Regions from separate parts of the Homo sapiens genome. Here region 2 is linked to region 1. Evidence: chromatin loops called from intact Hi-C (ENCODE). Cell type or tissue: K562. All regions are shown on one strand. Each heading gives the region's core, and the rest is flanking DNA. Links, peaks and the distances in the headings are about the cores only.

The links. Peaks named below come from ENCODE experiments on the same cell type or tissue, not always from the same donor. Only the 100,000 strongest peaks of a DNase experiment are listed, where the experiment ranks them.
Region 2: a loop joins it to region 1, with 4 times the contacts of the local background. A loop is called at or near these places in 6 of 110 quality-filtered maps.

The regions. Positions count from the first base shown.
Region 1 is chr12:93,755,188-93,760,571 of GRCh38, forward strand. The region is part of intron 2 of CRADD (CARD and death domain containing adaptor protein); the gene reads left to right. Among named protein-coding and RNA genes, the nearest start is that of CRADD-AS1, 20 kb to the left of the region's middle. In K562, for the core only: no CTCF peak of the experiment used is centred there; DNase peaks (open chromatin) are centred at 1,303, 2,866 and 4,430.
Region 2 is chr12:93,703,598-93,708,981 of GRCh38, forward strand. All of the region lies in intron 2 of CRADD (CARD and death domain containing adaptor protein), which reads left to right. CRADD-AS1 (CRADD antisense RNA 1) reads right to left here. Exons shown (of 3, transcript NR_110092.1): 3 at 4,194-5,384. Among named protein-coding and RNA genes, the nearest start is that of CRADD, 29 kb to the left of the region's middle. In K562, for the core only: no CTCF peak of the experiment used is centred there; a DNase peak (open chromatin) is centred at 2,974.

The DNA of each region.
Region 1 (5,384 bases), core at 98-5,097:
CCCACCAGGTCCCTCCCATGACATGTGGGTATTATGGGAGCTACAATTCAAGATGATATTTGGGTGGGGACACAGCCAAACCATATCAGATACAGTTCCCAAATATTGCCTTATCCCTCACAAAGGAGTGGTGGGCTTAGAAGGCCACATGTCAGCAGAGTCCTGCATCTCCTCTGCATAGGTTTATATCACCTTCTAATTTGGAAAATTTTTTAAATCTCTGTTCTAGCTTTGTCATATGCCCTACATGACAGTGGAACTAACTACCCTATGATTTTCACCTCAGCCAGGCTTAGTCTTCAGGTTCCAGGTGTTGGTTGTTTAACAGCATCACAAAACCTAGGGCTCCCAACATATGAATACACAAACTTACAAATAAGACAGGCATTTCAGAGCAGAACATCTGGTGTTTGTCTGCCCCACAGGCGTACCTCCTTTAGGTGTAATTCATTGGAATCCCAGTCAGCCGATTTAGGAGCCTAAGTGCATTAGCTCATGGCCAGTGCACTGTAGCCACATACTGTAGTTTCTTCAGGTTGAGTGATGCTTATTGATCTGTTAGTTTGCTCCGCAGAGCCCCTCTCTGCCCCAGGTAACTTACTTTCTGATGGTAATATTTTGATAGAAAGTAAATAACTTTGTTTCAATAAAAGAAAAAGTAGCATATGATTATTTTAAAGATTAAGGTACAGATTGGATATTTTTGGAAAATTTGCTGCTTTTTAGGCAGATGAACTGTTAGGTGGGTGTGGGCCATGTTCTAAGCCCAACTAAATCCATCTTTAGAACAATTCTAAAGAAAGCAGAAAAGATAAAGATATCAAGTCATAAATGTATACTTGTTTATTGAGCATGGTTTAAAATTTTAATCAGCCTACAATCAGCCCTGGCATCCTTGATTCCCCTTACTTTGTTGCACTTTTTAAAAAAGCACTAATAATTATCTAAAACACTAAAAAATTTATTTATGTTCATTACTTACTGAGTATTTGCCCCTTCATCCTCCAAGTGAGTGGCACAGGTCAGGCATCTTTCTCTTTTTTGTTCACCAATATATCTGAAATGTGTGTTACAGTGCAAATAATAAATGTTCAATAAATACTTGTTAGTGAATGTTGGGAATGACTCACCATAAGTTCAGCGATATTAAGATTAGTTAAGCCATGATCCAGTGAATATGTCCATTTTTAGGAAAGCACCCTCACTAAAAGGAATAAAATTTTGTTGTAAGACTTAGGCCCATTACTCTGGCCCTGGTGAACTGGACCAGACCACTTGTAAGCCACACAGGGACCTGCCACAAAGAGAGAGGAGATAAGACAGAGCCTGGATCTCTAAGGTCTAGAGCGGAGCTGGTTTAAGCTGTTTTATTCCAGGGCCTTCCTTGTTCACTGCTGCATCCTCAGCATCCAGAACTGGGCCTGCTGTGTAGTAGATGCTCAATAAATATTTTTTGAATGAAGAAAGGCAAAGTCCTTCTAAGCAGTAGGAAGCCTTTCTGTATAGGAGTAGAAGAAGGAGGAACAATCCAAAGAGGAAATGGGTCCAGTGATAAGAGCTTACAAGAACATGCCATGTAGGCACAAAACCTTAACTTCTTGGCACATCAGGTATCAGGGAACTTCCAGGCAGTGCAGGACACACAACCTCCTAGCCTTCATCCACACTGGAAGGTATCTCTCATTCTCCTGGCACACCTACAGGTGGGAAGTCTTGAGCACTGTCTTGAGGCTGAACCCGCCACTGACAGAAATGATTCAGTTTAACAGAAAATCAGTTAATTTATTTGCCAGTCTATTTGTTCACTTGATTACCATTGTCATGGCTGAGTGAAATTTTCATTTAAGGGATGAATGAATTGTAACCTTTTAAGCACCATCACTTAAAACTATCCAACCACTTTTGTTGGAAAATTTACTAAAACATACGTATATTTCCCCATCTTCTTAATAAAGCATTAGAAGATTTTCGTATTATCTCAAGATCATTTGGGAAACATTGTGCTGTTATATAGTAGTACACTTAGAGTCTACTCCAGGTAGAGTTTTCATTATGCCGAAGACCATATATTGTATTTTTTGAATTCTCATGCCTGTTTTTCTTGGTTTTACTGTCTTCTCTCTCTGGTAGGTTATGTGTTCATTTTCTAGTGCTGCCTATGTGGCTGCCCCAAGAGTCTCCAATCTCCCAAAACATACTGTCCCTGGTTATCTGTAGAAAAATAGATGGCCAAGTTTATTAGATTCATCTAAAATACAAAGGAAGTTTAATGTATGGACTTTGTGATACCCACAAGCCTCCTGTTTCATCTCTCCCATCTCTAGTTCTTCTCAGCAGTGCTCTGGAAAATTGGGCTCATCAGACATGTGGCTTCTGGAGAAATGAGGTTTTAATAACTTGTCGTTTTTCTGTTCCAAATTTTGAGAGTAGCAGTATATCACTGCTTAAAATGTGCTAATTTTTGAGATAACTTTTCTTAGCCTGGTTCTCATTAGAGCTTAAGAAGGAGACAATAGCAATAGGACATTGTTTGCTCAGCCTCTCCATTTCTGTAGGAAAAGAATTGTTAGGAGGAGGAAGGGTAGGGAAAAAAAAGTGCAGGGGAGTGTCATCATCTGGTAGATAGTTTAAAAAAATTCCTCTGGCTTTGGAGTAGGAAAATTGATTGTAGAGGATCCAGGAGGAATCAGAGAGGCTGTTGAAGAGGCTATGGTAGCTGTCCATGTGAGGGACAATGGCTTGGACAAGGGTGGCAGTGGTGCAGATAGAAAAGGGTGGTTGGACTCAGCATACATTGGAAGAAGAGGGCACAGGACCCTGTGTCAGATATTTTGGTATATTCCTCCTATCATTAGAGTTTAGTCATGTGTATTCACACCCCACATTTGTTTCTTCTAAGAAATGAAGTCTATCCGTTAAGGAAATGTCAGTTAATCCTCATTGCTGCTGTTATCATGGTTGGATTTGCTCCAAAAGGTATGTTACCATATATAGAATTAAAACCAGTCTCTACCCTGTGGGGAAGTAATGCAGATGTTTTGAGATTAGAGTTTAGAATCTATTCCAAAGATCTGCCAGAACACATGTTTAACAATGAGCATGAGAGTTTTCCCCATTGCTATTCTTACTATGTTGTTTATCAAACAAAGATAATTTGGGGGCTTGTGTAGAAACTCCACAATATTTAAGAAAATAAACACAAATCTCTGAGTCAATAACTAAATGTTTCTGATGGTATACTAAGAAATATAACTTATTTTATTAATGGTTATTAATATAACCATGACTTTTAAATTAATATTAATATTAACTGATATTAATATTAATGTAACCATGACTTATATTAATGGTTATTAATATAATTATGACTTTTAATTCTTTTAATTAAAATATTTGTGGTTCTTTATAGTTCACCACAGCTTTGAATAAAACAAAATTGTTTTCATGTTTTAAATGCAGTGGAAGGTTTTATGTTTGGTGTTATTCAATTGGTAAGGCAAATTGCTTTGTTATTAGCTTGATTTACGTGAAAATTTAGATTTAATTTTAGATTTGGTAGATTTTAATCTGATACCATTTTATATTGGTTTATATCTGAATGCTTCATTAAGATCCTGGGTATACACAGTTTAACCTCAAGCATATAGTCTTATTATATTATTTTATTATAAGAAACAGAAGTATGGAAACTTGAGGCTGGGACTGTTCAGAGCTAAATCTTATGAAATGAAATAAGTTCTTGTAATCATTTTGCAGCCATTATTTGTTGTGCTTTTGTGGTATTTTGTCTCTTTTGAGCTATCCTCACAGGTTTCCAGGAATTCAAGGCCTAAGAAACATTCTACTAAGAACTTGAAATACCAAGGCATTTAATTTTTGGAAGTGTAGAATGTTTTATTACTTTTGAAGTTTTGAGGACCAGCAAAATAGAGAAGTGTATTGTGTTACACAATTTGCTATGTTATAAATGTTTACTTTTAGTGGACATGATGTAACTAGAATGGAAAAAAACACAGAAATAGTAATTGTTGATATAATCTTGCCTTGGAGGTAGCGATGGGTGGGGGAATGGGGAGTGGGAACATAGCATGAGAGGAGAAAAAAATCTGTTACCAATTTATGGTAAAATTATTACAGTTAAAAAGAGTTGCATATATGAATAATAATAAAACCTTCACCCAGCTTTCTTGAAAGTTTACAAACTTCCTTTCTTTGCTTAGAACTAGCTCGAGAAAGGAAAAAAAAAATCTTCTCTTAGATTCTTTGCATAAAAAACTAATTCCTTTATTTTTCTCACCGGTTCTCTTCATCTTTCATTTTGGTCCCCAGAGAATACTGTTTGACTATTTTGAAATCATTTCTCTTCTCCACTTTGTTGCACTTTGCCCTCTGGGATCGTTTCCCCAGCTCACTCTTCTTCCTTTGTCCTACTGCTCCCTTTACCCCCACCTCTCTTTCTATAGCCAAGAAAGAAACTTGTTAACCATGACTTTTTCTTTTAGGAACCAATTCAAAAATCCCTTTGGTACACAGGTTTACAGGCACCCTATCTCAGTCTGATTCCAGAAAAAAAAGCACCAGGAAATACAGGAAAATATGTAGCTATTAATAAATTCCACAGATAGGCAGAAGTTGCCAAAGGAAAATGGGAGAACAACAAGGACTGTTCATTGGACTTCCAGGAATAGAAATTGTTGGGAGTCTACTCTTTTCAAAATAAACTGACATGGGGCTGACCACCTTGTCAGTTACTCCCATCTGATGGTGGGGTGTGGCAAACAAGGGCAAAGGTATTGTTTGGTTTTCAAGGTCAGGCTGCTAATTGTATAATTGGATTAACCCAGCCCGCAGAGACATGGAGACTACCAGTCACTTGTTAGCCTGGGTCCCAAGGTAGAAGCAGCACAAAAGTATGGGGAGGATGTTCAGCTGAAATGGAAGGAAGAAAGTAAAGAGGATAGAGAAAAAAATACAGAAATGTTAGCCAAAGGAGTTATAATTAGGAGAAAACCATTATCTTATTAATCTCTGTGTGATTAATTAATTATAAATGAGTTTTCTCTTGGAAAAGAGCGAAGCTACTTAGTATGACTTGTGGGGAGAGTGTGTGTGAGGAGAAGAAAGTGTACTTTTTCTGCCCAATTATGGAAGGTCTTAAACATCAGCCATGTTTTTAGGAGTTTGACTAATAAATCCAGAAGGCTTATTATTTATTTTATCCAGGCATGTTTTATTTACTATGAGAGATCTTCTTAGTTCTTGCTTTTGTTTTGTAAGAAAAATGAGCTAGGTTAGCAGTGTCCGTTTTCTGTTTTTAGAAAATAAGATGTCTGAGATGTTAGAATCTTCACATATAATTTGTCCTACCCCACAGTCAGCAATTT
Region 2 (5,384 bases), core at 288-5,287, 51 kb before region 1:
GCGATCTGCCCACCTCAGCCTCCCAAAGTGCTGGGATTACAGGCAGGAACCACCATACCCAGCCTCTTTTTTTAAAAAATAATTTTTTACTTTGAAATAATTTAAGACAAGAAGTTGCAAAAATAGTACTGAGAGATCCCAGGTACCTTTCACTCAGCTTCCCCCAATGATAATATCTTACATGATCATAGCACATTGTTAAAAGCAGGAAATTGACATTGGTGCAATACTAGTAATTCAAGAACAGACCTTATTGGAATAGGTTTTACATGCAATCTGTTTTTAGTGTGTGTAGTTCTGTGAAATTTTATTACCTTTGTAGATTCATACATGCTTTTGATTTTTAATGCTCACTTACCGTCAAATTATTTGGAGCCTTTCTTTTTTTTTTTTTTTTTTTTTTGTAGAGATGGGGGTTCCACCATGTTACCCAGGCTGGTCTTGAACTCCTGAGCTCAAGGGATCTGCCTGCCTTGGCCTCCCAAAGTGCTGGAATTACAGGTGTGAGCCACCACACCTGGCCTATTTGGAGCCTTTGTGTGAATAATTAATAATAGCAAAACTGGAAATTATTTAATCTGGAAATCTCAATTTAATACTCTTAACAAAAAGACTACTGGATTAGAAAGTAGAAAGTCAGGTTCTAATTCCAGCTCTTCAACTAGGCAGTTAAACTTCTTTGGTTAAGTCATTTACATATTTGGTACATCATGTACTCATCTCTGAAATGAGTGAGCTAAATGAAACAAATCTTGATTTCCACTTTCCCTTCTCTAAACATCCTTCTGTGTACTGTATTTTAAAAGGCACCATCTGTATTTTACCACATTGTTCTAGCCAAAAACTTAGGCATCATCCTTGTTTCCTTCTTTGCTGTACCTACCCTCTTTCCTTCTGTATATTCCATTAGCAAGTCTTCTACAACATTCCCCAAATCTGTCTACTTGAGTCCATCCCTTGCCTGGATTACTGCAGTAGCCTCCACATGTACTTTCCCGTAAAACGTTTTCCACATGGCAATCAGAGCCATCTTTTAAAAATAGAAATCAGACTTTGTTATTCCTCTGCTTAAAACCTCCTCCTAGGACTTTACATTGCACTGAGAATCAGAGCTCCTCACCAGGGCCCAAAAGGGACACCGTGACCTGGGGACTCCTGCTGGCTTCTTCAGTCACATCTACCATTCCCTGCCTTCTCCCTGTAGCCCAGCACAGGCCTCCTCTGTCACTCCAGTCGGCCAAGTCAGTGCCCACCTCGAGGCCTTTGTTCCAGCCTAGCCGTTCTCTGTGCCTGGTGTGCCCTGCTCCCAGTTTTGCTCTAATAAGTGGCTCCCTCTGGTAATTTAGGTGTCAGGCCTCCTTGATGAGGCCTGCCTGATCAAATTAGCCACCTCCCAAGTCACTTTCTGCAACATTATCCTGTTTTGTTTCTTGCACAGCATTTAACACTATCTGGAATTATCCTCCGCACTTGATTGGACTTGTTACTTGACAAGCGAATTTCCCTTCTCTAGACTGTAAGCTCTTTCAGAAGTAGGGCAGCTTTAACTGCCTGGTTTATCCTGCATCCCCAGACCCCAGGACAGTGCCTGTCCCATCAATAATTATGTGTTGAGCAGATGCATTTATGGACCAGATCATCACAGAGGATTTTGAAATTGAAAAAATTACTTAATTAAATGAAATGTTTAAAATTAATTTTTTGGGATTCTGAAGGGAACTTTTATGATTAAATTTCTGTGTACTACAGGTTGCCTATTGTGTAGTCATGTTTTAGTAAAAGTTCTTTTCCTGAGGCAGGACCATTTCAGATGGGAAAGATAAGTTTTCTGTGCTCTAGGGACAGTCTCCTGTCTGCCTTGAACACATTAGACAGATGACCTTAATGATCGGAAGAGATGCATTGGAAATACATTCCTTTCCCTCATCAGCAGTGCTTTTGCATTAGCATTGAGCAGGGTTTGACTTTCTTGGTGATACAGAAGGTGCAAGAAGCTTAGTATCATGTGGTTTGACATTTAATCAGACTTGCTTTCCTTGTTAACCTAAAGGCCTTCCTCTTCTTTGGAATTTAATGTGTCAGTAATGGCTCCTAGAGCTGGAACAGATGGAGCTGTTGATGTTCTCACTTAAACGAAAAAAAACATGATTTATATCCTCAGCTTCATTTCTTAAATTCTTGTTGAACTTTCATTTGATTGTCAGAGCCACATAACCAGAATGTCACTAAATTTGCTTTCGCGGCATTACCATCTACTTTTGCTTTTTAAGCAGTTTTGGAAATGTGATGTAGTATAGGAACATGAGTACATGTTTTTAAACATGTATTATTCGGAGTTAATGATTCACTGCTGCTGAAGGAGTAGTTTCTGTGTGAAGGCAATGGTTATTTTTTTCATTAAATATTCTCATCAGAAGTTAATATGTTTTTCTTCTCTTATTCTGGACTTGTCTTATAAAAAATACATGTACTCGTATAGCTGCCAATGAGACAAGTGTTGACATTTTGGTTTCTTTTGTTATGGTTTTATTGTTGTTATTGCTAATGAATGATTTTTGAAGCAAATATGTACTTTCAAGCAAATATGTGCAAATATGAAGTTGGAAGATGATATTTTCTCTTAAAAGCATTTTACCATTTTCACATTGCCATGCCCTTAGCTTTCAGGGTGTTTTCTTGAGTCATTATTTTCTTTTGTTGATTCTTTAAAATGTACCAATGGTGAGTGTGAATTCATAGTATGAAAAATGTGGGTGATAGACTATGATTAGACATAGTTCAAGATAATAGTTTATATGAAAAATTGATGCTCTAAAGCATTTGCTACCAAAATTTGTTTTTTTGTGTGTGTGTTACCTTTACTCTTCTCCCTGGGTCCACTTAATGGTTCTGTATTTTTTTGGAGAGCCAAATATGTCTTGAAGGTAGTCGGGGAGAGGGAGGAGGAGCAACATGAAATGAGTGTGCTGTTTTATCAGAAGCCACTTATTCACAGGGCCTGAAGTGATAGCTGTTGGGAGAAGTGATATTCATACTGATGGGGGTAAAACTGCCTACTCATTTTGGGGAGCTTTTGTTTTCATAATAAAAATTGTTTGTACAAATAAAGGATGTTCTAAAGGAGAGGACTATTTGCAATTGAGTGTTTTCTATTCTGGCAGCATCCGATTGAAAATCATTTCAGAAATTCTTAGTATTGCATGCAATCATTGTTTAGTAGCTAGATCTTTTTAACTTTATGATAGAATTGTGCATTTCATTTCTGTTTTAAGTCCTATCCATGTATTTAAGTAGTGTAATAAATTATTTTCTTGCCAGCAGGGTGACTTGAGTGAAAAAATATGTATAATTTGGCCAATAGCCTAATTCTGTGACCTCTACAATCCAAATGGATGCCGTGGCTTTTACTTTGGTTACATTTCAAATGACTTTAATTGGCCTGAAATTCTATTAGTATGATTGATTCAGGATACCCATTCAAAGTCATCTCATTTGTCTGTGTCATTTGTCATGGATCAAATCTCTGGGCAAAGCAGTCATTGAACCTTGGTTAAACCTCAGACTGTGTCCGTCTGTCAATTTTATAAATGATTGGGAGGAAGGCACTCTTGTGAGTTCTGGATCAGTAGTGATATAATTCTGTTTCTGTTTTTTGCTTTTTTAAATCTACTGCTACATAATAAACCACTCCAAAACTTGGTGCCTTAAAATAACCATTTTACCTTGGTCATGATTTTGTGGGTTAGGAATTAAGAAAGGGCTCAGCTGGGCAGTTTGTCTCTGATCCACATGGTGTCAGCTGAGGAATCTGGGGATAGGGGATCCACTTTTGAGATCTCAGACTCAGATGTCTGGTGCCTTGACTGGGGTGCGTGGCTCTGGGCAGGGGGCTTAGCTGGGGCCCAGCATGTGGTCTCTCCATGTGGCTTAGGTTTCTTTCAGCATGGGAGCTGGGTTTCCCAAAATGTGAGGATGGAAGCTTCAAGGCTGAAGGTTTCTCAGGATGTAGACTCATAAGTCCCAGAACACCAGTTCTCCTGCTTATTGGTCAAGTAAGTCACTAAATTCAACCCAGACTTGGGGTCAGGAGGGGGTCAGGGAGGGGAGTAGCATTATCCTTCACTTTTCATTGGGAGAAGAAACAAAGGATTTGAGGCCATCATTAATGGCTAGTGATGAGATCACATCAGAATAGCATTTATTTAATAGCAATTTATTACTCTCCTGAGGTTCAGGTGGCTTAAAGTGCAAATATTAGTAGGTAGTTCCATGTAAGGGAATCCCATTCCAAGTGGCACAGCCTTCATTTAGACAAAACTCTGATGTAATTCATTCTAGTCATTTGATGGATGGAGACTCTAAAAGTGGCATGAATATAATCTCAAAATATCTAGAAAGATGTCAGTCCTCTGAGTCATTGTGCAAACTAGTTTGTTGAGAGAGTTCAAAGGCATCATGGATCTTAACAGCTAGAAAAGATTCTAAGAGATTACATCATCATTATCACCTTCTGGAAAGATTTATTGAGCATCTGTTAGGTGCCAGGCCCTGGGAATACAGAAGAGAATATGACTGATTCTTGCCGTTGAGACATAGTTGAGGACATAGAATTGATACACAAGAGATGAATAGAAATCCATGGAATATAGACTAACTGGTAAATAAAAGTACAGGTGATAAGAGCACAAGAAGGAGAAGTAATCAATAGAGGCTTAGCTAGGGGCTGGGAAAGGCTGTAGGGACTTTCCGTCACTCCGAAAACATGAAGTCCAAAGTGGTGGCCATTACCTACAAGTCCCTTTGAGATCTGGATCCCTGTATCCTCTCTGATCCCCTTTGCTACCTCTCTTTTCCTCACTCACTGGCCTTCTTCCATGGAAGTATAGGCATTTGAGGATCTTTGCCACTTGCTCATTCCTCTGCCTGGAATGCTCTTTTTCCAGATATTCCCATAGTTTGCTTTCTCACTTCCATCAGATCTCTGGTCAACTGTGCTCTCCACCAGCCTTCTCTGACCACTCTATCTACTTCCTGTTCATCAACACATTTATCTCCATGAAGCCAGGGCATTGTCTGCCTTATTAATTATTGTATCCTGAGCACCTAGAGTAGTGCCTGGCATCATTGGTGCCCAACAAAATATGGTTGAATGTATGAATGAGTAAATGAATGCAGAATCTTGAAACAGGGTGTGCTTTTTGGGCTGATAGAACAAAGTAGTGTAAACTGGGTAGCTTATAAACAATAGAAATTTAATTCCCACAGTTCTAGAAGCTGGGAAGTCCAAGATCAAGGCACCAGCAGATTAGGTGTCTGGTGAGGGCCCATTTCCTGGTTCATAGACGGTACCTTGTTGTGTCTTCACATGGTAGGAGGGTCAAGAT